2 separate regions of the Homo sapiens genome follow, and region 2 is linked to region 1. The links are chromatin loops, found by intact Hi-C in ENCODE. Cell type or tissue: psoas muscle. All regions are shown on one strand. Links, peaks and the distances in the headings refer to the core of each region. The heading gives the core; the rest is flanking DNA.

Region 1 (16,042 bases), core at 3,375-11,374:
TCCGACCACTACTGCACATCCTCTGCTCCCTGAAAGCCTGGCCATCTCTGACATGTGACAAGCCTGTGATGTATCCAGCCCCTTGGGTCTGACACCACTGCCTGCCCCTGTGCCCAGATAGGCGTTCCTGCCTTGGTTCTTACAAAACCCCTGCTCAAAAGAAGCCTGTTAGTATTGAGGGCAACACCCCTCTTTGTCTCTCAGTCCTCCCCAGGCTGCTGCCAGCCACCCAGCACTGTGTCCTTTGTGCCTTTCTTCTAATGCCCTAGGTCAGCCTCCACCCCGCATTGCCACACACAGCTTTTTTGGTATCCTGCTCTCTCCACGCGCCCCGCCTCACTGCCAGTTGTTACAAGTTGTTTTAAACTCTTGCAAGTATCACGTTTTCCACTCGTGTTGCGGCAGACCATGTGCTACATTGAGCCCAGTGCTGAAGACAGGAGATGAACATGACCTGACCCATGACCTCTCCAGAGACCTTCAGCTAGAAGACGTGCCTTTCACTTTTTAGTCCCCTCTCCCGGCACCAAATGGGTGCGAAGCGGGCATTCGATGAATATGCATACATTTATTTAGCAAATGTTTATTGAGCGCCTACTACATACAGGGCAAGGCAGTGTGCCAGGTGCCAAGGATATGGCGGAAAACCAGACAGACGCAGAGTCCCCATGGCTCCAGAGGTGCGGGGCCAGCCTTGGCCAGTCCTCCTCAGTGCCCCCTCGAGGGCCTGGGAAGGGTGCAGGGTGGTGGAGGTGGGGGCAAGCTGGGAGAAGTAAAGGCTGCGGTAAGTGGCGACGGCAACAGGAGCCGAAGCAAGAGGCGGGCGTGGCATGTGGCCAGGGCGACGTATCCGTCTCGAAACTAGACACGAGACGCACGTGCCGCAGCGGCCTCGGAGACCCCCTGCCCCGCTGCGGCCGTACACACCACAGCGTCTACGCGGGGGCGGGCATGGGCCTAGGGGCGGGGGAGGTGGGAGGCAGATGGGAGCCCGCCAAGACTGGACTGTCTTGGAAGAAGGCGGCTGAACCGTGCGTGCGCGGCCGGAGCGGGGGCGCGCGATTGGAGCAGGCTAGCTTGGAAGGAGACCGTAGAAGTCTGCGGTTCCGTGCCCAGACTCTGGGGCCTGGATTCCAATCGCAGGCCTGTTGCTTATATATGTCACCTTGCGCAAGTCCCTTAGCCTTCATTGCGGCTCATTCACATCACTGGTAAAATGGGTTTACAATAACCTTAGGTTGCTGCGAGGACTAAAAGGGACAATACCTGGAAAGGCGTTAGTATGATGCTCAGCACGCAAGAAACGCTCCGGGAGCCGAGGTTATTATTATCGGCTGTTCGCACCTCGCCGGGTCCCCTCACCTACCCCAGGCCAAGGCGCCCACTGCTCTCTTCCAAGGGACAGGCGACTAACCTATTAGGGCGCGTCCTGCCTAGATAGATGTATTTGCTTGGTTGGGGCGGGGTTTGGAGTGAAGCAGGGAAGAGAAGGAGATGGTGAGGGCAAAGAAAGGGAAGAAGCGGAGGGGCAGGAGGCGGGCGAGGCGGCCTGGGCGGGGCCGGGGAGGAGCCGGGCTGGGCTCCCGGGGCCCGGGCGCAGCGCGCACCCGGAGCTGGCGGCGGCGGGGGCGGGGGCGGCGCGCGGCGGCCAATGGCGCGCGGCGCTGCAGCGAGGGCGGTGCAGGAACACCGGCCGCTGACAGCCAAACTCGCCAACTCCGCCCTCGTCCCCGCGGGATCCCAGAGCCTGAGCCGGCCTGGGGCCGAGGCCGCCCGAGCCGCGAGGCGAGCGAACATGGCAGCAGAATGAGGAGGCTGGCGCCGGGTCGTGGCCGCCGCTGCCGCGCTGCAGCTCGGGATCCCAGTCCGGCGCGCTCCGGGCCGCATCCTTAGCCGGCCTCCTGGCGGCCGCGGGATTATTTCATTCCCAACGGAGAGCTAGGAAGAAAGGAGACTCCCCCGCGGAGCGGTTCCGTGCTCTGGCAGGGTGTAGACGTTTGTCTGTGCGATTCGCCGGCTGCGCAAACGACGCGGGAGAGAGCCGGTCCCGGGCTGCGGCGGCGCGGCCGCGGGGATGAGCCGGCCATGGAGCGGCCTTGGCGGGGCGCACGCAGCGGACTGGCGCTGCCGCGGGAGCGCAGCCTGAGCCGGGGCTCCAGGGGGCTTCGAAGCCTCCGGCGCCCTGGGGGGGTCCCTGCCGCCGACTCCGGGAAGGACGCGAGCCCCGCGTGGCGGACACTGCCGCAGTCACCGTTCTGAGGCGCCCCGAGCTTGCTCCGCCTGCAGCTCGGTGCGCTCTGGGCACCCGGGCGCCTTGCCCGGTGCACGGCGGCTGGCGCACCGCGGCTAGATTGGCTACAGGAGCGGGGTGCAGGACTGGCTAGAGGTGGGTGTGTGCGCGCGTTGGACTGGAGATCCGAGCAGAAGCAGAACCAGGCGGCTCTGAGCAGCCATGCTTCCCGGGGTGGGCGTGTTCGGCACCAGCCTCACGGCCCGTGTCATCATCCCGCTGCTGAAAGACGAGGGCTTCGCGGTGAAGGCGCTGTGGGGCCGCACGCAGGAAGAAGCGGAGGAGCTGGCCAAGGAGATGAGTGTCCCCTTCTACACTAGCCGCATTGATGAGGTGCTGCTGCATCAGGACGTGGACTTGGTGTGCATTAACCTGCCGCCGCCCCTCACCAGACAGATCGCTGTCAAAACCCTAGGTGAGCGACCCCTACCCCGCATCCTCCGTCCCACCCCCGCCCTTTAACCTTCTCTAGGTTCCTTCCCCCCTGCCTTTCCCTCTCCGCATCCCAGAAGCTTACCCTGCATCTACGCTGCCCCGGGGATCTGAGATCCCAGATCCGACTCAGAGCTCCCTCCTTCCTCGTCCCCGGCCTTCCCCACCTTTGCGCTTCCCTCCTGCCTCCTGGCACCACTTGGACGCGCTTCCCCACGTGTGTAGATTGCAGGCTGGAGAAGGCGTGTGTTCCGGGGATCCGAACTAGGAAGATCAGATGCCGATAATAGGGGATAGGGTGCTCCGCGAGAAGAGGAAAGTTACTCCTCAGCTGTGTGTGTAGTGTCCAAGTGTGTGTGTGTGGGGGGGGGGGATGGGGGGGTGGAGGAGGGTTGTGCGCGCGCGCGCCTGGGAGAGGCGAGTGCGCGCCCAGAAACGCCTGAATAAAAGGCCGCACACGTGTGTCGGGTTTTCTTGGGTGCGATAGAGGACCTGCCCTTCAGCAGCGGTGGCGCCCTGCTAGGGTCGTTTGTTTCTTTCTGCTGTGAGTTAGTTTAGCGTGAGATTGCAGATGTTACCATCGGCTGGAATTATTTCGTCTGCGCTGGAGGCAAGGACGGTGGGAGTGGTTGGATGGGGGTGATGATGTATTAGAATGTTTTCAGAGGCGTCATAGGTTAGTAAAGACTGATTTGGTAAAACCAGGGGGTTTTAACTTTTGACTGCAGCCTCCCGGGAAATGTCTTCTGCCCCAATTTGGAGTAATAGATTTTAAATTTTTAGGAGGATGGGCGCAGTAGCTCCAGAGGCATGGATGCTTTGCATGAGAAAAGGCCCTCCCTAATCGCCTTCAGGAATAGTTTCGGAAGGCACAGTGTTGACCCGTGGGCTGGAGATGAGTTCAGGGTGCCTCACCATCTGGTCCCTGCTCCCCTCAACTCCCAGGCAGTCTGAACAATCTCTGAGGACAGAGTAGCAGCCTCTCAGCCTATGCTCAGGGGAAAGAGAAGGGCATGTTTTGTTCATCATCAGTTCTTGCACGTAACCTAAAACAATCCCAGGAAGGTTGCTTGATCTTACAATTCCAAGAAAATGAGCAGCTCACCTTTGAAAGCTGAAGTTTCTATTGGTGAGGAAAAACACAAAGCTTATAACAAGAACAAAGCTTATAACCAGATGAAGCGAATAGTAGAACAGATTAGAAGGGAGGAGCTGCGAAGGAACAGAGACAACATCCAGAAACCAGCCGGAAGTTATGTAGTCTTGGAAAGACTGTTTTATTTGTTAAAAATAGGTATGGATTCAGGGTAGGTGAAATATACGTGTGTTTTAATTCTGTCTTCGAAGAGCTATGAACAGAATGTAAAACTCTTTCTCCATAGAAAGGCATTTTCATCAGGCCATTTGGCTATTGACTCAGATGCAACATCTGATAGAATTCCTAAGGAGGCTGCCCACATTGTCAGTTTTAATTGTCAGTTAATTTTATTAAGTGTCTGCCCTTTGTGGCCTGTTTCTTTGGCCTTGAACTGAATGCCATTGAACTGAATGCTAATATTTATTTTCTGTTTAATGGAACATGTATGTTGGGTGGATAACTCCCTTGTTTACATTGGCTCTTTGCATATCAAATATCTTATAACGATCTTATGGTATAATTCTATTAGTGCAATTTGTACAAAACTGGTCCCTGATGAGCCCTGCGTATACTGGAGAGCTTAGGACTGGTCATATCTGAAAGACCATGTTGTTAACATCGTTTCTCCACCATAAAGATGGCAGTTCCTGTCCTGGGTTCAGACCCACAGAGCAAACCTAGAGCAGGAGGGTGGCAATTTGGGGAACAAGGATGACCTTGTTTTCTGGCTGTCTCTGGGACCATGGCCATGAAAGTGTCTGGGGGCTCTGGTTTCAAGAGATGTGACACAAATTAGACATTTCTGGATACTTCTTCTGTTCTTATTTTTCAAATATCCCTGTGACTTTAATTAACAAGACATGTCTGTTACCTCTTCAAAACCAGCGATAAGAGGCATAATAGACCTAGTTTAGTAATGGTGATGACAGAATAGGGTTTTGTTCATGTTTTTAGGGTAGGTTTTGAGCTTCTTTCTTCTTTCTTTTTTTAACTCCTTCTTTTGCAGGGTGCCCCTGCGAGTGCACAGTGGGGTGGTCGTCTTGGTTTGCTTTACAGTCACTGTTGAAGGTTCAACACATAGAACGTAGGAAGTGAAAAACCCCAAACAGTTATCAGGCTGATCTGGCTGTTGGGAGTGTATAGATACGAGTGTTTGCCTGGAATTGAAACTAGCTACTTTGACTCATCCTGGTAAATTGTCCTTTTAGCAAAGGCCTGGACTTTGAATTGCTTGCCCAGTGAGGGTGACAGGTCTGTAGCCTTCGATCCACACTCATAACTGGTCACAGGCCTGTCAAAGTAAGGGGCTAGGGACCCTACTTTGTAGGGACCCTACAAAGTGTGGTCTAGGGACCACAGTGAAATGAAACTTCAGATCAATTGAATCACACACATCCTCCTTTAATTTTTAAAAATTTCCTCAAAATCCCTACCTTTGTGAATGAGGCATTCCTCTGTTGTAGAGGCATTTCTACCAAGTGTACTTTCTACACTGTCCAAGGCTGCCTCTTATTAAGTACATACTGTATGCCAGGCAGCATGGTAAGTGCTGTGTATAAAGCATTTCATTTCATGACTAAAATAATCCTCTAAGATAGATATTAGCTCCATTTCACAAATGAAGCAACTGAGATTCAGAGACCTGAGTCACTTTGCTCCTAGACCTACAGCTAGAGATTTGAACCCAGCACTCTACCTCCCCCGGAGTCATTTCTTCCTCTTCCATCAGCTGTACCTGTTCCTCTGCCATAGATCATGGCAGCCCAGGTCAGACTGTTGGAGTTGTCCTTTATTCCATCCCAGCCCTGGAATCGGTTCCCAAACCTGTTTGATGCCATCTGAAACTCTCTGTGTCTGTTCCCCATAGAAGTCAGGTCCTTTCGTAGTTTCTGAACTAGGTTCCAGTCCACCCCACCCAACCCTGCCTCTAGCCACTATCTACACTGCTGCCAGGTATGGAGTATCTGGCAGTGCTAGAGACCTGGTCATGTCATCGTTTCCCCTTTCAGGAAAAGCCCCAGCTGATTGGCGTGACATGCCCAGCCTCACATCCTGAAGAAGTGAGCCCAGCCTCACGTCCTGGTGGCCATTCCCGAACCCAAGGGCTTCAGCGAGCCCACCCTGCTGGGGTTTCCTTGAATGGGCCCTGTTGGCGCACATGTCCAGGTCTCTGTCAGGAACTTCCTTGTCCCTTGAGGTCTCCTTCCATGTTCGCCCTTCAATACTCAGCCCAAGTGTTACCGCTTCCTCTCCCTCAAACCCCCCACCCTACATACCCTTCTGTTGTCTCAGCACTGTGTGCCCCCATCTTGCCTAGCACCTATTTTAAGGCATTCATTTAACATTTAAATTTTATTTAGTTATTTTGAATTGGCTATATATTCATGTGGTACAAATTTCAAATGCTATAAAAGTACACAGTGAAGACTGAATGTCCCCTAGTCCCTGTCTTTGGACAGGAGGCAATCATTATTACCAGTTGTTTATGTCTCCCATTCAAGGCCATATATATATGTATATATAACACATAATATATACATATATTTTACATATACACTAATATATAGATGTATATATAACATAAAATATATGCATATATTTTACATAGAGATACACAAATATGTGAAACTCTGAATGTGAAAGTATTAAAAATAATATATATTTTTCAAGGTATATCCTGGCAAGTATATGTATGGGAATTTAATTTAATTTAATCTAATTTTATTTTATTTTTTGAGACGGAGCCTCGCTCTGTTGCCCAGGCTGGGGTGCAATGGTGCGATCTTGGCTCACTGCAACCTCCACCTCCTGGGTTCAAGTGATTCTCCTGCTTCAGCCTCCTGAGTAGCTGGGATTATAGGTGTGTGCCACCACACCCAGCTGATTTTTGTATTTTTTAGTAGAGATGGGGTTTCCCTATGTTGGCCAGGCTGGTCTCAAACTCTTGACCTCAGGTGATCCATCTGTGTTGGCCTCCCAAAGTGCTGGGATTACAGGTGTGAGCCACTACGCCTGGCCTGTGTGGGAATTTTAAAAACCTTTTACACAGTTGGTAGCATGCCATTCATTCTTATGGACCTTACTTTTGTCATGCAACAATATTAGCTTGAAAATTTATATATGTTAAAATTTAAATATTATTTTAAAAATATATTAAATGTATTAAATTTATTACATAAATTTTATATAGTAATATAATCAATGTTAAGCAATATAAATATTAATATAAATTATATTTAATCAGTTAATATGCATTATTAAATTTATGTATATTTATATCTTTACATATACAGCATATACATATACACATTTGTATATATACATATATTAACATATTTATAGATATACATGTATGCACATTTTTATATATATTACAATATATAACATATAATATATACATATATTTTACATATACACAAATATATGAAACTCTGAATGTGAAAGTATTATTGCTCCTATTTTTGGCTACCTAGTATTTCATTGTATGGATACATCAAAATTTATTTAAGCAGTTCCCTGTTACTCAACATTTAGGTTGTTTCCAATTTTGGCTTATACAACCATGTAATGAATAATCTTGAGCATATGTCATTTTGCACACATGCCAGCTTGTTTGTGGGATAGATATGTAAATTGCTGGTCAGAGAGTACATGCTGATTACATTTAACAAAGATATTGCCTAATTAACTGGCACCTAAAATGACACTGTATTTTTTGTTAATTTCCTTGTTGCCTCTCCCAGCAAGCGTCTTGACGGTCAGGACGCAGACAAGGCAAAGAAGCCTCACTCACCTTTGTGTCCCCAAGCCAGCCTGCCTGGGTCCAGTCTTGTTTCTTATGCAGTCTACTCTGTACAATGGGGAAAGTGAGCACATGTGCACACGTGTGTGTGTGTGTGTGTGTGTGTGTGTGTGTGTGTGTGTAAGGTATCACTCTCCACTTTCAGTGGCTCCCACAGCACCTAGAATAACATCCAAGCTCCTTGGCATGACTTTCTTGGCCTGAAATGGCCCTGCCTTGTCCATCTCTCCCACTTCTTGGATGGCTTCACACACTCCTGGACTCTATATTCCGGCCACCTGGCCTCTTTTCTGTTCCTCACATGCCAATCTCTTTCCTGACTCTTGGCCTTTGCACCAGCTCATCCCTTTGCCCAGAAGGTTCTTGCCTCACTTTTTGGAATGGCTAGCTCATTCTCACTTTCAAGTCTCAGCTTACGTGTTACTTTGGGCGAGAGGCCTTTCTGGATCCTCCCCTCCCAATTAGAAAGTTCTCCTCCAACCTCAGTCCTGCTTCTGTCATCCTCTTTCTCTTCCTGGTAACACTCTTCCTGGTGTGTGATGATCTCTTTCATTTGCTTGCTTGCTTTCTTGCTTGCTGTTTGTTTCCCCAGCTAGAATGTGAGTTATTTCAAGGTAGGACCCTTGTCTGCTTGGTTCACCAGGGTACCCTTATCTCCCTTAGACAGTGCCAGACACTTAGTCACCTAGTAGACACACTATGAATATTTATTGAATGACAAATGAATGCATTTTCACTGAATACATGTATGCCTGGGGGAAGGCAAAAGGTTCTAAAGAGAATGTGTCAATTAACACATAGTATTCTTATCCTCCTGCATGCAGTAGCTGAATGCCTCTCAGACTTTCATGTGTGGTTGTATCACCTGGGGATCTTATCAAAAAACAGATTCCAGGTCAGGCACAGTGGCTTACACCTATAATCCCAGCACTTCGGGAGACGGAGGCAGGAGGATTGCTTGAGCCCAGGACTTCGAGATCAGCCTGGGCAACATAGTGAGATCTTGTCTCTAGCCAGGCATGATGGTGCATGCCTGTAGTCCTAGCTACTTGGGAGACTGAGGTGGGAGGATCACCTGAGGCCTGGAGGTCAAGGCCCAGATCATACCACTACACTCCAGTCTGGGCGACAGAGTGAGACCCTGCCTCAAAATAAAATAAAAACCAGATTCCTGGGTGGGACCTGAGATTCAGAATTTCTATCCAGCCCTCAGGCAGTGTGGATGCTGGAACAGTCAGACACTAAAGATGAGATAGCTCTCTGCCTTTGGGAACAGAAGACATACCCTCCTGTGAGTAATTAACCTGGCAGGGGAACCGTGCTAAAATACCTGTTGCCTTGTGTGGAATGTGATGACATCTGTTTTCATGATCTCTGTTTTTGAGACAGCAGTGCAGACTCTCTTGGTGAAGTTTCTCCATGGGAGTGCAAGGCTCTTTTGGGATGGTGAGTAAGGCCACAGGGTTTCCATGAGCTTTGATCTTGCTGCACATTGATCTTGTCCCAACTTGTTTGGCGTCATCAGCTGAGGACCTGGAGCAATTGGCCCTTTTCTGTCCTTCTTCATGGTGTCAGCAGTTGCTTCATGTTGAAGAGGGCTGCCAGGAACAGAGGTGAGGGAGCAAGGAGGAAATGGGGTTGAGAGAGGATTTTGCTGGCCAGCATTGCCACGCCAGCGGAAATAAGGCTGCAGATAATGCTCATGATGCACTTGGACTTGACAGCAGCCATTCTGACATCCTAGCAAACCCTGCATTTCCAGTTCTTGCTTGAGGTCTCTTCTGGATCTATGTGAAAAAGGTGATTGCGTTTTTCTCTTTGGGTTCCTGCCCCTGAGCACTGAGTGAAATGATTTTTGGTCTATCAATTTGTCGTAGAGCCGAGGAAGCCCTTGGGCATTATTGTTAGGAAAAGTCAAGCATCACCAATCTCATTTCATCTAATTGAAATTAGGTGCAGTTGAACGATTATTTTGTTGAGGATATCTGGCTTTGATAATGTGCAATTCTGCAGAAGTTTCCACTGGAGGGAGAAGAAGCTAAATGAAGAAGTTGGACATTTTGATACCTTAAACTGGGGAAGAAGAGCAACAACAAAAAGTGGAAGTCAATAGCATGTTTTAAGGGTTTCACCAAGAATGAAATATACAGGCACTTAGTTATATATTTGACTCAGGGCAATCATAGCCCAGGAAAGAGCATCATTATATAAGATGTTGTGCTTCATAACACTCATCAATGAAAGGAAAGGTTGACAGGTTACTACTGTGTGACTTTGGGAGTCATAATCATCCTTCCTGAGCCTCAGTTTTCTTACCAATAACACACAGCTAACACTATCATATAGGGTTGGTGTGATAAGTAAAATGAGAGGGAAAATATAAAGACCTACCTGGCAGCTGCCCTCAGCTCTCTGCATCAAGCTCAATAAACAGTAGTTTTTACTTTGCCCTAATGCAGTTAGTTCTTTTTAAAATTTTTAAAAATTTTTAAGTGAGTAGTTCTTTAGACTCTTCCAAATGGTGCTTTTGAAGATTTTTTAAAACTATTTTTTGAAGAGATGATTCCCTCCTGTAAGACTCAGAGACTATATTTAAATTTTTTCTTTTTTTTTTTTTTGGTAAAGGGATGGTACCTAAGCCAAGCTTCAGGTGTCATATTTGCTGTGAATCCAGTACGTGCTTCACAGCTACGTGATCACTCAAAGGTACTGATGGGGTTACCAAGAGCTCACCATGCTGCTCTGAAGATTTACTATCCCTTGCAGTGGGGGTGCTTAGGGGGGTTTCCCACATGACGCAGGAACAGGGCTGCAGCAGGGCTTTAGTAGATACCTGGAAACCAGAAACCCTCTGAATTTTATTCTGCTTCTCTCTGTGTGTCTGCTTCCTCATTCACCCCTCTCTACACCAGCATCCTCTGCTTCACAGGTTCATGTGGTGGGTGAAAGATTGTCCACACGCAGCTCCCAAATATGAACATGACAAGTTCAGCCACCTGAAAGGTGCAGCCCTGCCCCCGCACCCAGCTGTCTCTGTTTGTACCAGATGCTTTCTCCCTGCTCAGTCTTTCCTGTGGTTACCCACGGTGTGGGGGATACATGACCAAATGCTGCGGAGACCACCCTGCTGGAGGGGTGGAGGGATTGTTAAGAGCAGTCATTCTGATCTGGGCTGCACTCTCCAAGAAAAGTGCTGATTCTAAGAATCTAGATGGTGGAAGTTATTACAAATATGGACATTTCGGCTGGGTGTGATGGCCACGCCTGTAATCCCAGCACTTTGGGAGTCCGAGGTGGTGGATCACCTGAGGTCAGGAGTTCGAGACCAGCCTGGCCAACATGCTGAAATCCTGTCTCTACTAAAAATATAAAAATTAGCTGGGAGTGGTGTTGTGCACCTGTAATCCCAGCTACTCGGGAGGCTGAGACAGGAGAATCGCTTGAACCCAGGAGGTGGAGGTTGCAGTAAGCCAAGATTGCACCATTGCACTCCAGCCTGGGCAACAAAATGAAAAAAACTCTGTCTCAAAACAAAAACAACAAACAACAAACCAAATGTAGACATTTCTTGATTGTGTAGGTTTTTTTTGTTTCTTTGTTTTGTTTTTTTTTTTTTTGAGATAGATTCTCACTCTGTTGTCCAGGCTGGAGTGCAGTGGCATGATCTCAGCTCACTACAGCCTCCACCTCCCAGGTTCCAGCAATTGTTGTGCCTCAGTCTCCCAAGTAGCTGGGATTACAGGCATTTGCGACCACGCCTGGCTAATTTTTGTATTTTTGATAGAGATGGGGTCGCCATGTTGGCCAGGCTGGTCTCGAATTCCTGGCCTCAGGTGATCCACCCGCCTCAGTCTTCCAAAGTGTTGGGGTTACAGGCATGAGCCACCATGCCTGGCCTGATTGTGTAGGTTCTTTATCCACTTTGTGAAATACACATTTGGCATTTCACTGTTTTGATAATAACCATAGCAAAACAGTGAAAGAAATAATAGATGTGGTCATCTATTAATACCAACCTAGTTATTATTATTAAATTATTATTAAATTTAAGACATATATATTTTGAAGAGTGTGATGGGAAAGTAGATAAACATGACCAACTGCATGGAGTTCTGTGGTCTTGGTAGGTTTGTAGACCTTTACCAAGAGCCTCCTGGGTAGTGTGTGCAGCAGGTCACAGGAGTGCCACGAGACATAGTCCCTTTCTGCTCAAGTATTGTCTTAGGAGCTTGAAGGAGCCAGGAGTCAGGAAAAGATTGAGGGAGAAGGATTTCTGCCTCCAGACTGCCTTTGTACTGGAAACTGCAACATCAACTCTTCTATGGGTCTCCAGCCTGCCTGTCTGCCTGCCTGCCTGCCCTGCACATTTTAGACTTGCCAACCCCACAATTGTGCGAGCCAATTCCTTAAAACGAATCTCTCATCTACACACACACACACACACACACACACACACACACACACCCCCTATTGGTTCTGTTTCTCTGGTGAACCCTGACTAATACAGATTTTGCCTGGATCAAGGCCACCTGGCTAGGCAAGCTGAGCAAGGAAATACCTGGAAGACGCGTCGGTGGAGAAACTGCTCTGGTTAGTTCCGCTGGTGGGTGTGGGCTCCCTAGGAGAGCAGCAGGCCTCTGAGCACTTGTCCTCAAAGCAGGAGACCTGGAAAGCCAGCGTTCTTTTGGGTTCAGACTTGAGCTAAGGAGATTGTTGGTAAAGAGGCTGTCACACTCACCACTGAGAGCCACAGTGACACTTCACCCCGACCAATTCTATACCCGTCTACAGGTCTTTGACTTCTAGGGTTTGGGCAAGTCTGGGATGCCTTGGGGTTTAGACTTTCCTTGAGAATTGTTGATATCCTACTGTGGAGAATTAAAAAGTGCAGGAAAAATAACTTTACATTAAAATGTTATGATTTAAAAAAATTTTCCAGTCTCTAATTTTAATAGCCTTTAGAGTATTAAGATGCTTCTTTGATTAATGTCCTTAAACTGAAACTATAAATTACTCCACAATTGTAAAGCTCCAATGAAGTTGGTTTGCAGTTTTAACACTACTTTTTAAAAAAATAACTTTATTGAACTATATATACCATAACATTCTTCATTCTTTTTATTTCACAATATTCACCCATTGTAAGTGATTCCATTATTTTTAGTAAATTTATATATTTAGAACATTTTCAACACACTAAAACATTTCCTCATGCCAATTTGCAGTCAATCCTCACTCCCACTTCTGGCTCCAGGTAACTACTAATCTACTTTCTGTCTCTATAGTTTGCCTTTCCTAGAACTTTCATATAAATGGAATCATGAAGTACGTAATCATTTGTGCTTGAGTTCTTTCACTTAGCATAACGTTTTTGATGTTCAGCCATGTTGTTGCACGGCTCAGAAGTTCATTTATCTTTATTGCTGGGTGATACTCCATTGTGTGGATATACCGCATTTTGTTTATCCATTCACCATCTGATGGATGTTTGTATTGTTTCCAGTGTTAAGTGATTGTGAATAATGCTGCTGTGAACATTTGCATATAAGTCTTTTGTGGAGCCATGTTTTCATTTCTCTTGGTTAAATACCTAGGACTGAAATTGCTCAGTTGTATAGTGTGTATATATTTAACTTTTTAAGAAACTACCAAACTGTTTTCCAGAGCAGTGGCATCATATTACATTCCCACTAGCAACATAGGAGAGTTCTAATTTTCTGATATCATCACCAGCACTTGGTATTGTCAGTCTTTTTTTTGAGATAGTCTCACTCCATTGCCCAGGCTGGAGTGCAGTGGCATGATCTCAACTCCCTGCAACCTCCATCTTCTGGGTTCAAGTGATTCTCCTGCCTCAGCCTCCCAAGTAGCTGGGATTACGGGTGTGCGCCACCATGCCTGGCTAATTTTTGTATTATTATTATTATTATTATTATTATTATTATTATTATTATTATTATTTTGAGATGGAGTCTTGCACTGTCACCCAGGCTGGAGTGCAATGGCGTAATCTCGGCTTACTCCAGCTGCCGCCTTCAGGGTTCAAGCAATTCTCCTGCCTCAGCCTCCTGAGTAGCTGAGATTACAGGCATCCGTCACCACACCTGGCTGATTTTTTTTTTTTTTTGTATTTTTAGTAGAGACGGGGTTTCACCATGTTGGTCAGGCTGGTCTCGAACTCCTGACCTCGTGATCTGCCTGCCTTGGCCTCCCAAAGTGCTGGGATTACAGGCGTGAGCCACCGCGCCCAGCCTAATTTTTGTATTTTTAGTAGAGATGGGTTTTCACCATGTTGGTCAGGCTGGTCTCAAACTCCTGATCTCAAGTGATCCGCCCACCTCAGCCTCCCAAAGTGCTGGGATTACAAGCATGAGCCACCATGCCCAGCCTTGTGAGTCTTTTTGATCATAGCCATTATAGTTGGTATGTAGAAGTATCTTGTTAGGACTTTGGTTTGCATTTTGTTAATAATAATTAATGATGTTGAACAGCTTTTCATGTGTTTATTAGACAGTCACATTTTTCTTTGATAAAATGACTATTCAAATCTCATACTCATTTTTAAATTGGGTTGTTTGTCATTTATTGATTTGTAAGCATTGGTTTTGTGATTTTCTTATTTTGTTGAGGTAGCAGACTTCACTTGGGGGAAGGCGTAGAGTTTTTGTTTTTGGTTTCATATACTTCCTCTTATTTTTGATTTTGGAACTAGTACAGCGGAACGAATTCTCCAACCCAAGAGAAATTAGTTTTGCCAAGTATTTACTGAAATGGTTCATGGAGTAGAAGAGAAAGACTACCAGGTGAGGGGTGCTCATGCCTGGGGCTCTGGCATTGCCCAGGGCTGTGAGAATCCACTGAACCCTCTGCCAGGGGCATTTCCAAGTTGAAGATTGTCTTCCAGTAGGGTTTTCTAACCACCTATTCTGCCCAGTGTCTGGAGAGTGTTTCTTTTTTTCCATTTATTTTTAGTTAGTAAATACCTTTTGAATCCCTGTAGCACTATGTTAGCTGTGGTGAGAAATGCCCTATAAAGTAAGACATGGTCTTTGTCCTTGAAAGAAGAGCGCATAGGCAAACATGGAGCAATGCAATGAGATACATGACTAAGTGCAGAGTGACTGGTTATATTCACAATGCCAGGAAGAGCTTGCTTGAGGCAGTTGAGTAATCCCTCAAAAATCATTATTGGATTAAGGGTCGATCACCTGGGTAAGCTTCCCAGTGCCAGTCTACAAAAGGCACTAAGGCAAAGGGGAAAAAAATGGCATTTTTATTTTTATTTTATTTTATTTTTTCCCAAGACGGAGTTTTGCTCTTGTTGCCCAGGCTAGAGTGAAGTGGCACGATCTCAGCTCACCGCAACCTCTGCCTCCCAGGTTCAAGCAATTCTCCTGCCTCAGCCTCCCCAGTAGCTGGAATTACAGGCATGCACCACCACACCCAGCTAATTTTGTATTTTTAGTAGAGACAGGATTTCTCCATGTTGGTCAGGCTGGTCTCAAACTCCTGACCTTAGGCGATCCACCCGCCTTGGCCTCCCAAAGTGCTGGGATTACAGGCGAGAGCCACCGTGCCTGGCAGCAAAAATGTGTTAACAGGATCCCCCTCATAAAACGTTTTGTGTGTTTGAATGAGACACTTGCAGCACAAGGGGCCCGGAAGGGGCTTCCTCTAAGAGCTGGTGAATTATTGCTTCCAGTTTACTGCTGCACATTTGTTTTGTTGAGTAGGGAACATGAGCTTGACATCAGAGATAAAATGAGTGGGGCCCCACTCGTCCCGGGTGCACTTCCCCTCTTTGGTGGGTTGCTGAGAAGGTGGCACTGCAGAGAGTGGGTGCTGCCTGAAAGCTGAGGAAAGGGGCATTCCTGAGAGCTGGAAGGGTCCCAGAAGACCTCTTGGAAAAGGTGGGTTGGTCTTCAACTGGGCCCAGAAGAGGGGGTAGGATTTAAATAATTGAAAAGGAAGACATGGGAGGCTCTATGATATAAAGTCCTCCTCAAGGAACCACTGGTTCTGCGAGATAAACTGTGTGGCTTGCAGTTGACCTGCTAGAGCAAAGTTAGAATGGTTTAAGAATGTCTGAAATTCTACAAATACTTTTCTTCATCAGCAGTAAGTGTCACTTGCATCTTTCTTTCCCTTCGTATCTCAAATGGTGACAGCCACAAATGACAGAGCTCTGGGGTCAGTCAAGGCAAACAGCTTGCTGGAGTGTTGGAAAGGACCCTGTTGAGAGGAGCCCAAATGGCCGCCTTAGAGGGCGTGGGAAGAACTGCAAAAGTTGATTCAGCTAGTAATGCTGTCAAGACAGCTCTGTGTCTGATGGAGTCAGGGGCATGCTATGGTAAACAGAGTCAGCTGTTGAGAGGATGCC
Region 2 (16,042 bases), core at 4,211-12,210, 57 kb after region 1:
CTCAAGGCTTTCTTCCATGAAAGTCCTCCTTTAGCTTAACCCAGTGATGTTCAACTGGGGAATATTTTGCCCTCCAGGGAATATTTGGCAATGTCTGGAGACATTTTTGGTTGTCCCAATTGAGGAGCTATCAGCATCTAGGAGTAGAGGCCAGGAATGCTGCTAAATATCCTATGATGCACAGGACAGTCAGCTCCCTACAACAAAAAGTGACCCAAAGGCCAGGGCTGGTGGCTCACGCCTGTAATCCCAGCACTTTGGGAGGCCAAGGCAGGTAGATGATCTGAGGTCAAGAGTTTGAGACCAGCTTGACCAACATGGTGAAACCCCATCTCTACTAAATACAAACAATTAGCCAGGCGTGGTGGCAGGTGCATGTAATCCCAGCTACTTGAGAGGCTGAGGCAGGAGAAGTGCTTGAACCCTGGAGGTGGAGGTTGCAGTGAGCTGAGATTGTGCCATTGCACTCCAGCCTGAGTGACAAGAGTGAAACTCCATCTCAAAAAAAAAAAAAAAAAAGGGACCCAGCACAAAATGTCAGTCATGCTGCCATTGAGAAACCCTAAATTAGGCAGACTGTGGCTTAGCCACATGTTGATCATGTAGACTGGGGCTGCATGAGTAAATGTTGGATGTTTCTAATTAACTTGTACATGTGACCAGTGATGTTCTATGAGCAGTGTTATATGACCAGAGATATAGGAGAGGAAGCTGGTTTGGGGCAAGTTGCTGCTTTGTTTATTGACACTCTGTCTTCTGTCACTGCATGGATGAAGGTTTGGTGGGATATGCAGTTACAGTGTAGGAAGGGGAGACAGATGCACAGGAGACAGAGCAAGGTGGGAGGAGAGGCTGCAGTAGCCTCTGTGCTGCCCGCTCAGGGAACAACCATAGTGATATGGCAGGATGTGCACAGGCCACAGGCTGGAACCTCAAGGGAAACCGTGTAGCTGGGTGTTGTGATAACAGCAAGGTAAGGGACTGGATGGGGTTACTTTCTTTTTTGATGCCCTTTCCTGAAGTTTCCCTCTGGCAGAAGCGTCACCTTTGGCTGACGTGGAAATAGGAAATTCACCCTGTCTCCCTCTTCTGTTTTCTTCCTAAGGTTCTTGTCTGTTTAGAATACCATTAAGCTGGGCGTGGTAGCTCACACCGTAATCCTAGCACTTTGGGAGGCCAAGGTGGGAAGATCGCATGAGCCAAGGATTTTGAGACCAACCTAGTGAGATGCCATCTCTGCAAATAATAATAATAATAAAAACTATCCATGGTGGTGCATGCCTGTGGTCCCAGCTACTTGGGAGGTTAAGGTGGGAGGATCACTTGAGCCCAAGAGGTCGAGGCTGCAGTGAGCCATGATTGCACAACTGCATTCCAGCCTGGGCCCCCATCTCAAAAAAAAAAAAAAAGAAAAGAAAAGAATATTACTTAACCAGGAAGAAATCTGGTGATTAGTTGTGTGGAAAATGGCTGTCTTCTGTTTCTGAATGGACTTGTGCTGTTACACCTGTTGGTTTTTTGTTTTGATGTTTGCCTGCTCAGAGTGGGTTCAGAAGCCATGTGGTGTGTGACTTGGGCCTTGCTGGGGCTGAGTCACCGGGGAATGAGAACCCTCTCCTCCCTGAGCTGTGTTAACAGAGTAGAGGCAGAATGCTGCTGAGGAAATGGTCTCTTAGTGATTTTGAATACCGAGGGTGGAGAGAATTGCTTTTTTCATGAAATCTGCCGTTAGAGGCACAGGCTCTGAACAATCAAATATTTCTGCCAAGCTTTGGATTTTGAAGGCAGGCAAAAGGAAGGAGGGACTTTGGGAAAATGACTTTAATTAGAGATTTTTAGCTGGTGACATTTCATACTTGGTGCAACCTGGGAACTAAATGTAAGTGGTCATTTAAGTTTGTATTGAGGTGCTGGGTCCTTTATTGCTTTGGTTTCTTTCTCATCACAGATGAAAAGCTTCATTCTTAAAATAAAATTTGCATAATGCTAATTGGAGTAGGGCCGTTCAGAGAAGAGAGTGGGTGCAGTTTTTTAGTTAGAAAAGTGCCACCAAGCTCTGTAGCTAAAAGGGCATTTGGCCCTATTGGTGAGTGTGGAATTATCTGGAGGGAAGGCTCTTTCAGCGTATGACTTTAAAGAAAGATCACAGAGAAACTGAAAGTCCAAATGAACCTGTGTGAAAGTGCGGCTAGTCAAGACAAGGTGGTACCATCATGCTCCTTTTGGACGAGGAGAGAATATGAGTGGTAGAGTAGAAAGAATAGGAGGTCCAGGATGGAATCTTGACTCAGACTAAATGACCTTGGAACAATTGCTTAACATTTCTGAGCCTCAGTTTCTTCATCTGCAAAATGGGCAATAATAATAATCTTACTTGCCTAGAGTGGTAAAGATTGGACACCATAACCGTGTGGTACACAGCACAGACCGTGGCAGAGCAGGTGCTATCATCATAGTCCCCACCACCACTAACCTCAGGCCCATAGATTTCAGTTTCCCTTCTCCAACTCATTCTTCTTTGCAGAATATAACATAGTGATTCAAAATAAGCAATGTGAAATTAAATGGCCCTGATTCAGTCCCAAACCCAGACTTATTAGCTGTTTGACCTGAGACAAATGCCTTCACTGCTTTCTTTATGCCTCGGTTTCCCGATGTATAAATATGGCAGTGAATATCAAATGAGATGAAGCACATATAAGGCATTCGTATGATGGCTGGACTGTAGAGAGGGCAGGAGAAGGTTACCTGAAAAGTTGGAGATGGAGTGTCCTCAGGTAGGTATCCTGATGGGAGGGAGTCCTGGAGAAAGAGAGGGTGAGGAGTAGAGTTTGGTAGCGAGCCTGACAGGAGGAGGAGGGAGTAGGGCAGACCACCCAAGACCCACAGATAGCCCTGGTTTCCACTGTCTGGAGGCTGTGCTGGAGGCCACAAGGATACTTTTCCCTACCCGCTGTCCCACTACTCCTGCCATAGGTGGACTCCAAGAGCTTCTTTCATTAAGTCTTCCCCATTGTACACAAGCTGCCCGTCTCTATGGGAACCCCATAATAGGAGTGTTGAGAATATGGATAACACTGTGGCCAATCCCTGCACTCTGTTTATGCTTGATGCCATACCCTATGTGGCTCGGGTTCCTTCACAGTGCAATGGCTGGATTTTATTTTTTAATTTTTATTTATTTACTTATTTATTTATTTTGAGGTGGAGTCTCGTTCTGTCACCCAGGCTGGAGTGCAGTGGTGTGATCTCGGATCACTGCAACCTCTGCCTCCCAGGTTCAAGTGATTCTCCTGCCTCAGCTTCCCAAGTAGCTGGGATTATAGATGTGTGCCACCATGCCCGGCTAATTTTTGTATTTTTAGTAGAGAGGGGGTTTCGCCACATTGGCCAGGCTGGTCTCGAACTCCTGGCCTCAAGTCATCCACCCGCCTCTGCTTCCCAAAGTGCTGGGGTTACAGGCATGAGCGACTGCTCCCGGCCTGGCTGGATTTTAAAAGCAAGCATTCCTACAGAGTGCAGCTACACAGAAGCTGTGATCACCTTTTATAGCTGACCCTTGGAAGTGACATGGTGCCATTTCCACTGCATATTTTTTCATTAAGCTGGTCCCAAAGATCCATCCAAATTCAAGGGGAAGGACATATATTTCACTTCTTCATCAGGAAGTGGCAAGGTTCTGGAAGAACATGTGAGATGAGAAGTAGTGTGATCACTTTTGAAAAATACAACCTGCCATACCACTCTATACATGCATGTGTGTGTATATATATGTATAGTAGCATATTTGTATAATAATGTATATATTACATATCTATGTAATATTCATACATATGAATATATAAAACTTAAATGTTTTACAAAATAATACTTCCCTTATTACCTAGGGTACACTCTATGTTCTCTTCTATTCTTTTAAGAAAGATGCTCTTTGCCAACCCACTCAGTTGATTTCCTGCCACACTATTGTGTTGTGCCCTGTTCTATTTCTTCCAGATAGCCTTGGGCAAAGGGCTGTTTCTTAGAGCGCCAGTGTCTAGGCTGTGCTCAGGGCACTACCTGACTACGTTTCTGGCCAAGCTTTATGACGTCAGCAGTTCCTGTTGTACTCCTGGTTTTTGGCTAGCAGTAAACCCAAACTTTTCTGTCTGAGAGGACCGTGGAACTCACCCTCTCCCTGTGTCTGAAATTCCCTGAGGTCTTTGCATTCGATAGGCATTCAATTGCATTCAATAGTTTGTCGTTCTTAAAGCAGCAAGCTGGCAGAGCATCCTGGTTGATGGCATATAAACAAACCAATTCATAAGTACAGCCATTATTTCACGTTGGGGCCACACAACCCTTTGACAGCCAGTGTCTGCCGCATAGGAGACCAGCTCCTCCAGGCAGCCTGTGGCGCTGTTTCCCTTTACTGGCAGCTGTGCTATGGCCAGCCAGGGCTTCTCAGCCCAAAATGAGATAGCTCCAGTCTTTTCACTCTCATGAAAAGAACAGCTTCCCACCCATCTTGATTTCTGCTGGGGTCTTTCCTCTTTGTGCCATTTGAGAGCCACCTGGGAGCACATCTTAGTAAATATATGACCTGGGCTCATGTTTGTAGAGTCCTGTCTGAGCATCTAGCAAGCTGGCTCACGTGCTCAGGGACTTGGTACCAATTAAGACATTTATTCCCACTTTTCATATGGTCGAGAAGATGTATGTCCAACACAGTGCTTTTAACTAGGTCAGAGAAAAAGCAGGCGGGAAGCTATACATTTTACAATACTTAGTGGACCTTCTTGCTAGAATTAGTGAATGGTCAGAAAGTCCGCTTCTGATGGAGGGCCAAAGGGAGCTCTTTCAGCTCACAGCCGGGCTGTGGTGTTTGGGGAGGGAAGTTTGAGAGTGGCCGCAGAAGTACAGATGATCAAAAGCAGTACTCCTGCCGCCCGCCCTGGGAGGGGGCCTGGACTCCCTCAGGGAAGGCTTTTTTGGTGCTTTGGGTAGAGAAGCTGGAGATAGCAACTGTTGAATTTCCCCAGGCTTCGTGATTTAAAGCCCTGAGCCTTTTTCCATTGTTGTTCTTGCAGCGGCCTTTAATGTGCTGGGTGTGAAAGGGAGTGGAAATGAAAAGCCAGCGCATCGCATCGCACTGGGGGCCTGAGATCAGAAGGTGATGGAAAATGGAAATGTCAAGTTTGCGTTTCCACTGCTGGCCGCAAGGGCCTCAGGCGGCACCCCCTCCTCCCGCCTCGGCTTTCGCATCCTTCTCACTTCCTCCCCAGCCCCCCAGTTTTCACACGGCCCAGTGATAAGTGTCACTCTGGGCTGAGTGAGGCTCGTGGCTTGTCAAAAGAGGCACTAGGACGAGAACAGAGAAATTCAGCATGGGCTTGAGAGGCACGTAAAGGAACTGGCCTTCTAAAGACACCGCAGAGAGACCGCAAAGTGGGTTGGTTTTCCTTTTCTAACACTGAGAAGAAAAGGAGTTCAAAATTCACACATGGTTGATAGAAAAGACGATCTGTTTCCACATGGACTTTCCTATCTCTGTGGTGCCCAGGATGCTTAGACCTGTGAGTCTTTGAACCCAGCTTGTGTTGATGTAGCTCGGGGCACTGTCAGGCCTTTGTGCCCAGCCAGGCGTGGAGGTGTTTGAAAAGAGAGCCATCAACACCTTTCCATCGGGGACTTGCGATTTTTCTCTTTTGGTTGAGTCAACTTTGAAGTTTAGTAGTTCCTTCCCACGCTTGGTGGCCACAATGTCACGAGGCTCAGCCTGGTGTCGTGGGGCTGCTAAAGATTCCGTAGAGGCTGGAAAGGTGCCTGTCAGGGGCACCAGGAATTACGTACAAGTCTAAGGAAGCTCCAGGCTTAGGAAATAGTGGGATAAACCTTCCTTTATTATCGCATGGGATAATCACATTTGTGAAATGTAGATGTCTCAAATTTATACAAATTGAATTCTGAAAAACATCAGAAAAGTTTATTACAAAGCCTTTTTTTTTGAGACAGGCTCTTACTCTGTCACCCAGGCTGGAATGCAGTGGTACAATCACAGCTCACTGTAGCGTTGAACTCCTGGGCTCACGCGATCCTCCTGCCTCAGTCTGCTGAGTAGGCGGGACTAGAGGTGCACACCACCATGCCGGGCTAATTTTTGTAGCGATGAGATTTCACCATATTGCCCAGGGTGGTTTCAAACTCCTGGGCTCAAGGGATTCGCCTGCCTTAGCCTCTCAAAGTGCTGGGATTACAGGCATGAGGCACTGCGCCTGGCCAACAAAGTCCTTTTTTATCATCATGTTTTTAACTCTTCACAGTTTTCTATGTCTGTTACCTCACTTGAGCCCAGCTGGATTTTTGACCATTTGGATAACAGTTATTGGATTTTTCTGGAAGTCTCTACATGCATGTTCTCTGTTCAAAGGGCTTGAGGTGGACAAGTTATGCATGGCCTTCAGTTTTGGGAAGACTCTGTATGATCCTGATAAATGTAATTTCAAGATGATTATATCAAACTGAAAAAGGTGCATTGTGATCCTCTGTTACCTCAGTTTTGTCCTGTGAGGTCCAATCACACACAACTTCGGAGCCACTGCCCGCTTCCTTGTAGTTTACAAAAAATGCTTTGCCACGCTCATCACAATAACTGTGAGAGAGATATGATTATATTTCTGCTGTGCAGAGGAGAAAACTGAGGCCCAGAGAAGTTAAGTAACCTCCCCCAAGACACAGATATGAGAAAGAGATGAGACTCAAACCCCAGCCTTCTGGCACCAGGGGCATGTTCTTCCACCAACAGACACTGACAGCCGTTGCCAGAACAAGAGAAAGCTGGGCAGAAGTCGACACCTTTGGCAAAGGGCTGCCTGTCCTCTGGCCTTGCTGGTTGTTAGCCCCGCTTCTGCTCATAAGGTCCTGCATTATCCCTCGCTCAGGGGTTGCCTTGCGATGGGCCTGGTCACTCTGCTTCCGCATCCTCAGGGGGCTTGTTCCTTCTGCTTGTCCCAGGTGCTCCCTGGACCTCACCTACCTCGGGTGCCTTCAGAACACCAGCAGGGGATTCATTCACCTTCTTAGGGGGTAGAGGCCGCTTCCCGGGCGTTTAAGGGACAGGCAATGGAAGTGGGATCCTTGAGAGACCAAAGGACAGTGACGCAGAGGTCATAGTTACTTTCCTGGGAGCAGAGTAGGTTCGTGTCTGGTTCCTGGTCCAGCTCCACTTCACTGCTCCCATTTCCCTTGTGGCCCAGATGGCACAGTAAGAGCTGGAGTCTGATGAATCTGGGGTTGTGTGTGGGACACCAAGCCCCATTGACGCCTGTTTCTGTGGCTTCCTGGCTCTCATATCTTCTGTATTATAGGACCAGGCAGTCTGGGCCTGTGGCCTGCCTGGGGGCGTGTGTGGCCTTCTTGGCCCAGAACTCCCTCCTAGGAGGCACAGCCAAGCCAGGGGAGAAGGGAGAGAGCTGGAGACTGAATCATAGCCTGACTAACCTGCTTTCCACGTCTGCTGGCTGCCTAGAAAGCTCTGTGATATTTGCATCTCGCATCGTGTGCCCTGGAGACTTAGAGGTAGAGCTACTTCAGAAACCCAACTGGCACTGCCTGGCGTGAGCCTGCTTCTGTGTGAGCAGCATGGCGGAAGACCAAGCTTGTCCAGCCTGCAGCCCGGCACGGCTTTGAATGTGGCTCAACACAAATTCGTAAACTTTCTTAAAATGTGAATTTTTTTCTTTCTGCGAGTTTCTTTTTCTTTCTTTCTTCTTCTTTTTTTTTTTTTCCTAGCTTATCAGCTATCATTAGTATATTTTATGTGTGGCCCAGGACAATTTTTTCTTCTTCCAATGTGGCCCAGGGAAGCCAAAAGATTGGACACCCCTGGCCTAGACCCTTTTCCTGAACCTGGCTGTCATCATCATTTCTGTCAGAGCCGGATGGAGACTATTTTTAGTTGGCTTTCTGGGTGAGATTTGACAGAGGCCAGGATGGGAGATGTCAGAATGTGTATACTGGTGAGGAAGCTGCATGGGATGAAGATCTTGAAGCTTTCAGATCTGAATGAGGACTGCCAATTCTGGTTTATCTCTCTGAGCAACCCCATGAGGGACTTTAACAAGCTCACAATTTTCAAATAGATTTTTGAGCTGTTTCCCAATCCTCCTAATCCTGTCTATTTTAGCTCTGGCCTGGGGAACATCAGCCCCAGGGTAGTGGCCAAGAACACAGGACACCTGGGGCCAGACTGCTTGGATTTAAGTCTGGGCTCTTCCTCTTACTACTTCTGGGACCCGGAACAAGTGACTTAATCTTTCCGATCTCAGTTTTCTCATCTTTAAAATGGTGGCAACAATGGTAACTAACTCAACAGGTTGTGGTAAGAAATAAATGTGTTAGGCCAGGCTCAGTGGCTCATACTTGTAATCCTAGCACTTTGGAAAGCTGAGGTGGGAGGATTCCTTGAGCTCAGGAGTTTGAGACCAGCCTGGGCAACAGAGAGAGACCCCATCTCTACAAAATAAACAAAAAATTAGCCCAGTATTGTGGCATGTGCCTGTGGTCTCAACTGCCTGGGAAGCTGAGGTGGGAGAATAGCTTGAGCCCAGGAGGTCAAGGCTGCAATGAGCCTAGATTGCACCACTGCACTCCAGCCTGGGCTACAGGATGAGACCCTATCTCAAAAAAAAAAAAAAAAAAAAGAATTAAATGTGTTAATATATATAAAGCCCTCAGAATACTGCTTGGCATATGCTAGGTGCAATATAAATTTTGGAGCTGCTACAGTTATTGTTGTTATTATTATAATGTTTATATGATTTGTCCCCTCATGAGAAGTTCTCTAGATTGGATGGATAATTCCAAATTTGTTTTTAAAACCTTTGTAAAATTTCAAAATGATGCAAAAGTATAAAAGGAAGACTTTTTGAAAGAAAAAAAACCCTTGTATCAATGAGGAATAACCACTATTAATATTTTTGCATTTCTTTCTATATTCTATACATTTTTATATGCACATAGTTCTTAAAACAAAATAATGATTATACTGTTTTTCCAATTTTCTCCTTAAGAGCGTGTGGGTATCTTTACATGGTATGGAGTCTTCTTTGAAACCTGATTTTAATAGTTTTATGTTGTTCCATTATTTAGGGTAAGTATTAAAGTATTCTCTTGTTCACCTCCACATGTCCAATTTGTACTCAATGGGGTAAGTTTGAGAGGGAACCCCTTGAAATATGGCTTCTCTGTTTAAAGAGGATTTAAGATAAGCGTTGATGTGATCACCGTGGTCACCATCATCATCATCATCATCATCTTCCTAATGTTTGGCAAATCTGTTAAAGAAATGAGCATACCCAGAACCAATGCATCAGGGTTATGTGAGGGCAGCCTCCAACCCATTGTAGAGGCAAAATTTTTGGCCACTAGACCTGAGCTCAGCAATGGAGTGGTAACTCTCTGAGCCCATTATAATTATTTTAAAAAAAGGGTGAATGACCAGGCTGGTCACAGTGGCTCACGCCTGTAATCCCAGCACTTTGGGAGGCTGAGGCGGGTGGATCACCTGAGGTCTGGAGTTCAAGACCAGCCTGACCAACATGGAGAAACCCCATCTCTGCTAAAAATACAAAATTAGCCAGGCATGATGGCACATGCCTGTAATCCCAGCTACTCAGGAGGCCGAGGCAGGAGAATCACTTGAACCCAGGAGGCAGAGGTTGTGGTGAGCCACAATCACGCCATCACACTCTAGCCTGGGCAGCAAGAGCAAAGCCGTGTCTCCAAAAAACAAAAAAAACAAACAAAAAGAAAGGATGAATGACCATCTGCTGAGGATGCTCTTGCTTCGGGCGGGAGGTAGATCAAAAAGGATGTCTAAGGAAGGACTTATCTCTGAAATACTTCAAGTGAAGGAACTTCATGTAGGGCCATGTAGTGGGAAGAGGATGCCTTCCATATCAAAGTGGGCCCACCCCCGGTTCTGCTACCGACTCACTGAATGCCCTTGGCTCAGTAACCTGCACCCTAAACACCCTCCTCCTCTGTATGGTAAAGTGGACCTGACCACATTCTCAGGGCAACCTGCGACACTCATGGAGAGCCGCTTGCCTCGAGCTTTGCGCATGACAGGTCCTCAATGAACAGACCAACTATCATATATTTCAGGCGTGTCTGTGTGTGTGTCATGGTGCATGAGTTTCATCTGTCATTGGGAATCTGGCCTCAATGCTGGGGTGAGGAGTTTGGGTATTTATACGTTGCTTCCTGTGTGTCAGGTATGGTGTCAGGCATATTACACAGATAAATGCTCCTTGACCTAAGATGGGCTCAACATTCTAATAAACTCATTGTCAGTTAAAATATTAAGTTGAAAATACATTTAATATCCCCAATAAACCCATCTTAACATCAAAACATTGTAAATCAAACTGTTCTTAAGTAGGGGACTGTCTATATTTATCTTGAAATCTAACACTGTCTGGGGTTTCATTCCCTTATTGTCTTTTGGAAATGAGACAGACTTTCAAAGGCATTCACTTGGTTGGTTTTCAAGAATGTGTTCAGTAACCCAGCTGCAAGGGGGTGTCTCTGCCACCGTCGGACATGCAGTACTTTGTAAGTGGCCTGTTCATTCCTGGACTTGCTCTTCTACCTGGAGGATGTGTGTGTAAAATGAGGTACATGTAGGAGAAATAGCCAATTAACGCAAGCTGGGTTTAAAATAGCTCCTTGGGTGAACCTGCTAGTCACACACATTCACACAAAGCCTACCTCGCCACACCGAATTTCCAGAATTGTTAAACCAGGCCAAGACATTCCCACCAGGGCACTTCCTGTTTCACTAAGAGAAAATTCTTGCTAAGAATTCCTGCCCTCTGGTTCCCTGCAGCTTTCAGGAAAGCTTTTGTTTAAACAAAGGAACCAGCCTACTGGTATCTGGGTGAACACAGGCTTCCTACTTAGATGGAAATGATCTGAATGGAGGGGGACACGGGTTTCTTTTTTCATTCCTTTTTTCCCTGTCATCCACCTGAACGCTAGTGACTTACTTGCAAAGGATTGGAGTAGAGACACGTAAAAGACGTCTTGACTTTTGGGGAAGTGACTTTCTGCTTCTGTCTTGTCAAGGCATTATTTTAAATAAATTGAATAAGCAGGAAAGTGGAGGATGAAGGATTTGTTGGATGATATTGAAGCTGGGAGAAAATGGACACTCTCTGTGTAGCATCTTGGGGACACTAAGTGTCACTTGGTGGACCCTAGTTTCCTCCACGGGGTGGATGGGGTCTCAAGCCCCCTCCAGCTACGCCATTTTCTGCATTTGCAGAGTCAGATTTTCTCTCCTGAGAATCCGTTCGGACAGCATGTGTTTTAGGGTTCTTTTACTCCACTTGGGGTTTTTGCAACACAACAAAACATACAAATGAGCTTCTTGTTCATTTTGTTGTCACCAGAACCTAAGTATTGAATGGCAGCCTTAATTGGAAAAGGGCACGATTAGAAGAAAGGGAGAGAGTGTGTGTTTGTGCATGTGTTCTTGTCCTGTGTGTGTGTTTGTGAGTGTGTGTGTGAATGAAGGTGAAAAAGGGGAGGGGACCCAACCAACCCCTAGTTTTTCTGAAAGCCTGTTGATTTATTTTCTTCCTCCCCTGTGGATATATTTCTCCCCCAAAGGAATTATGTAGCTCATGATTTCAGATTTTGGCTCAGTGGTGCTTTCTGGAGATAAAACGCAGCCGTTGCTTTATTCATCACAGATTGTTGTGCCTGTTTGATTTGCAGCCTCCGGGAAAGGCCTCGTGTGCCCGGCAAATCCTCTGCTCCCTCACTAGAGATCCTCCGTAGGCAGGATGAGCTTCCGGCCTGATCTTCTCAACAGTCCCTTCTGTGATGTTCATCCTAGTCAGGCCTTAGAACATAATAGATCCTAAAAATGCTGATCGAATTACAGAAGGTTTTTTTTTTCACTTGCCTCTGGGAGGGAAGGCTAATAAAGATTGCAGTGGTAGGGTGGAGAGAGTATCTGGTGGGCGGCATATGCCTTTTGCGCAGTTGTCAAATATAGAGGTTGGGATAGTGTGGAAATATTGATGGTTTTTTTTTAAATATGGATGGATATCCTGCAGAAAGTATAATTTTTTAAGCTTTTCTTACTTTTTTTTTGAGACAGGGTCTCACTTTGTCACCCAGGCTGGAGTGCAGTGGTGTGATCACAGCTCACTGCAGCTTTGATCTCCTGGGCTCAAGTGGTCTTCCAACCTCAGCCTCCAGAGTGGCTGGGACTACCAAGTGCATGCTACCATGCCTGGCTAATATTTGTTTTTAACTTTTTATAGAGATGGGGTCTTGCCGTGTTGCCCAGGCTGGTCTCAAACTCCTGGGCTCAAGCGATCTGGCTGCCTCCACCTCCCAAAGTGCTGGGATTACAAGCATGAGCGAACATGCCTGGCCAGTTTATTTTTTACTCACATTTTTATATGCATGTGATAACACCAACAGAAAAACAAAAGCTTCAAAAATATCCATCATATAAATGTACCATACTCTCTTTAATTATTCAAAATAACAATGTTATATCTACCCCTTATTGAATACTCACTGTGTGCCAGGCACTGGGCTAAGAATTTTACATACATTATTATTGTTATTTTTAGACATTTAGGTGGTTCGTGGCTCCCCCTCGCCACTATAAATAGTGCTTAGATGAATATCTTTGCAGATAATATTTTGTCTGATGTATGACATCCTGTTTAGAGTGAATTCTTCTATGTACAATTACTGGGCATGGAATTTTTTAAAATACACTTGAAACACATCACAACCTGCTTTAGTGCCATGTTATACTCCCTCACAAAGGAAGAAGGTGCCTAGGCGTATGTCCTCTCAAAGACCCGGAAAAAATCAGTCCTTTGTTGAAGTAGAGCCATTGGCCTGCTGGATAACTAGAAGTCTTGTTAATTTAAGATAAATACCTGGCAGTTTATTCTAGAGACTTAGGAAAAAAGACAGCAGCTCTTGACTGGGTTTTCACTGGATGCATTTTGAGGTACTGCACAGGAAGAAGAAAACACGTGCCTTTTGTCTCAGGGAGGTCAGGAGTTTTCAGGAGGGCTCTGGGATCCATCTCGATTGGTGACAGCTTTTCTCTTTCCCCTGCTTTTCTCTTCCGCTCCTAATTCCCTTAGTGTTCCACTCTCAAGCTAGCTGTATCTAGGAAGTGGGTGGGATGAGCTCTTCCTTGGAAAGATGCCCAAGAATTGGACTACGCTTGGGATCTGAGAGTAGGATGCCCTCTTCCTGCCAGAATTCGACTGCTGTTCCCTCGCCCTCAGACCCCTGCCAGGCCTCCATGTGTTGTGTCCTGAGGCTTGGTTGTCACTCTCTAAAACAGGGCTGCATGGGTAGATGGGAGGATATCTATTTGGAAACAAATCTGTGTATACAAAGAAACTAGAGGGCCCACTGGCTTTGGGTTTTCCACGAGAAACTGTGTTTTCTCCATCCAGACCTCATTCAAAGGCACGGATCCCATGCGAGCCAGAAGGTATGGACTGAGCCCCTTCTCTGTGCTGGCCATTGTCTCAGACACCAGAGGGAGACAGGGCAGTGAACAGGCAGACCACGTCCTGCCTGCATGGAGCTCACACACCTTCTCAGAGGGGAGAGAGATGACTGCATCCCCTCAGCAGGTGATAAACACATTGCCCCAAAGCCCGGCCGGCGGGGCACAGGAGTGATAGGGGCGAGGGGTGAGCAAAGTGCCAGCCTCCATGGGGTGGGCAGAGAAGGGCTATCCGAAGAGGGGACGTTTAAGTAGAGATTTGAAGGAAGCAAGGGAGGGAGACATGAACATTTACGGACAGCAGGTTTCAGGTGGAAGCAACAGTGAGTGCGAAGGGGGTGGGAGTGGGTTTCCGTGTCCCGCAACCGTGAGGAGGTGGTGAGCTGGAAAGAAACAAGCGAGGGGGAGAAGTCAGAGGAGCGGCGGCACGGGCGCTGCAGAGGAGGAAGCAGATCGTGGAGGGTCCTGCAAACCACAGGACTGACTCGGGGTTCTACATCAAATGTATTCAAAGCCATCGGAAGGCGGGTAGCAGGGGAGTCACAGGATCCAATGCCCTGTTTTAAGAGGTTGGCTGTGGCTCTGGTTTAGCCATCGGCAGGGATAGAAGCAAGGAGACCAGCAGCTACTGCCACAGTCCAGGAGAGAGAGGATGGCGGTCTCTGTGGAGAGTGAGAAGTGGCCCATTTAAGAGCACATATTGTAGGGCGATCAATGTCATTTGCTTTCACTCATCCCTTGGGAGGAAATCTGTGGCCTTTAGAGGCCTCTGGCATCCTTCCTTCCCCCAGGGAAGAGTAGAAACTTTAAAAATAGTCTGTTCCCTCTTTGGAATCTTGATCTCCAGATCTCAGTCATAGTTTTTAATAATCCTTGCCTCCATCTCGTTTTGGAAGACGTTCACCTCTCAAATGGGCATGAATCTTCCAAGTTCTTTCAGCAACAGGGAATGCAGTGGAAGTCCAATATGGCAACCTGGACTTCAGCAAGAACCATCTGCTTCTTCTCCTCCATGCCAAGCCTTCTGCTTAATGGGAGCTTGAGAAAAACACAAAGCCAGGAACCACCTGCTGGGGCTCCCAAACTCCATGATCTGACCAGGAAACACCGACCGGACAATTGGCAGGATGCATTTGAAATCTGTTAGCTCCAGCACCTGTTTGACTTCCTTCTAGGGCTTTGCATTATTGATTATATTCATGAAAAGGACTGAGAAACATTTCCCAGTGTGGCAGGAAGGCTCTCGCTGGACCAGTGCTCAGGAGACCTTCTTTTTTATTCCAATTCTGGAATTGCCGTTGGCCAGGTGTGTGGCAACAGGCACCCATCCTTGCTGGGACTGCTTCTTTATCTTCAGCATGAGTCCCAGACAGCTTGATTTCTAAGATGTGTGCCAGCTTTAACATCTCACAGTTCTAAGCTAAGAGTATGAATAAGAAATGAGGAGCAGAGGTGACAGATGACACCAATACTCTGGGCTTCGGGTGATTCCTTAAAGTGGTGTCTCAGGTTCAAGTTCAGAGCAAGCTCCCATGTGTCACCTTTTAGGCCTCTGCATTCATTATTTTCACAGGCTGCATAACTTGATTCATTCCATTAAAGGACACATGAGCAAACTGAAGGCTGAGATAAAAAAATAAAACTTCTTCATGCAAGGAGAATCATCCCTGATGGCTGCATATTCTGCAAACGGACCTAGTTTGATCAGTGATGTGTCAATCAGACCATGTGCCCAGATTGGATTTTTGCAGCTCCGGAGGGTAATTAATGAGAATGGGACAATTCCCCTTCCAAGAAGTGGCTGTTTCTTCCAGTTCCAGCCTTCATTTTTCTTTTGTCCCTTCTCCATCTTGTTATGATTTATAATCCTGCCTGTCCCCTGCAGTGGCTTCGGTGTAAGATTTTTACTAAGTAGGTGAATGGCTAGCTTCCAAAAATGACAACCTTTGTCCAGGTCTGGGGCTGAGGCCAGGTCAGATAAGCATGATACCTTTCTCTCTTCTTACCTGCAAGTTAACACATTCTTTCCAGGTGCAGGAGGATGACAGACCCAAGGCATTCAGCTTTAGAAAGTGTTTTTCTCCTCTCACTTTGTTTTTGTTTTCTCACTTGGACTGTTGCATATTGTTTTGAAATTCACCCATGCATTGATGAAAATGGCCAAGGTTTTCCAGAATGCCTGCAGGAGTGTACGTGCTCTCCATGGTGAGGGGTGGGTTAGACCCTTTCAGCTTAATCTTTTCCCAGCAGGTTCTGAACCCAGACATGCATTGTTGTTTCGACAAAAACATGGCAACTGATATTGTTACTCATGCTATGGTTGAAAGAATCCATATTCCGGGAATTATTCTCCTGCTGCACTTACGAGAAGCCATTCCTGGGCTCAAGGCTCTGTGACTGTTTTGAGCCTGATGTTGTTCTGCGTCTGTGCCTGACAGGCTGTGTGATGCAGTAAGAAGCCCTTTGTGCTTGGTTACACCGACTGTACTAGCAGCACTG

What was found. Hi-C counts contacts between places; a loop is a spot of excess contacts. Peaks named below come from ENCODE experiments on the same cell type or tissue, not always from the same donor. Only the 100,000 strongest peaks of a DNase experiment are listed, where the experiment ranks them.
Region 2: a loop joins it to region 1, with 2.7 times the contacts of the local background. A loop is called at or near these places in 46 of 110 quality-filtered maps.

Annotation. Positions count from the first base shown.
Region 1 is chr6:13,473,301-13,489,342 of GRCh38, reverse strand. It overlaps GFOD1 (Gfo/Idh/MocA-like oxidoreductase domain containing 1), which reads left to right and starts at 1,743. Exons shown (of 2, transcript NM_018988.4): 1 at 1,743-2,705. The coding sequence starts at 2,453. GFOD1-AS1 (GFOD1 antisense RNA 1) reads right to left here and starts at 3,082. Exons shown (of 2, transcript NR_046709.1): 1 at 2,890-3,082; 2 at 2,572-2,662. RefSeq lists enhancers at 692-821, 2,382-2,491, 5,127-5,196, 8,656-9,855 and silencers at 882-991, 1,372-1,751, 1,772-2,251, 2,392-2,555. In psoas muscle, for the core only: no CTCF peak of the experiment used is centred there; no DNase peak of the experiment used is centred there; H3K4me3 peaks cover 3,040 bases; H3K27ac peaks cover 6,012 bases.
Region 2 is chr6:13,417,596-13,433,637 of GRCh38, reverse strand. All of the region lies in intron 1 of GFOD1 (Gfo/Idh/MocA-like oxidoreductase domain containing 1), which reads left to right. Among named protein-coding and RNA genes, the nearest start is that of GFOD1-AS1, 61 kb to the left of the region's middle. RefSeq lists enhancers at 652-701, 1,443-1,492, 4,300-4,369, 5,380-5,809, 10,876-11,665 and 3 more. In psoas muscle, for the core only: no CTCF peak of the experiment used is centred there; DNase peaks (open chromatin) are centred at 7,497 and 10,577; H3K27ac peaks cover 5,804 bases.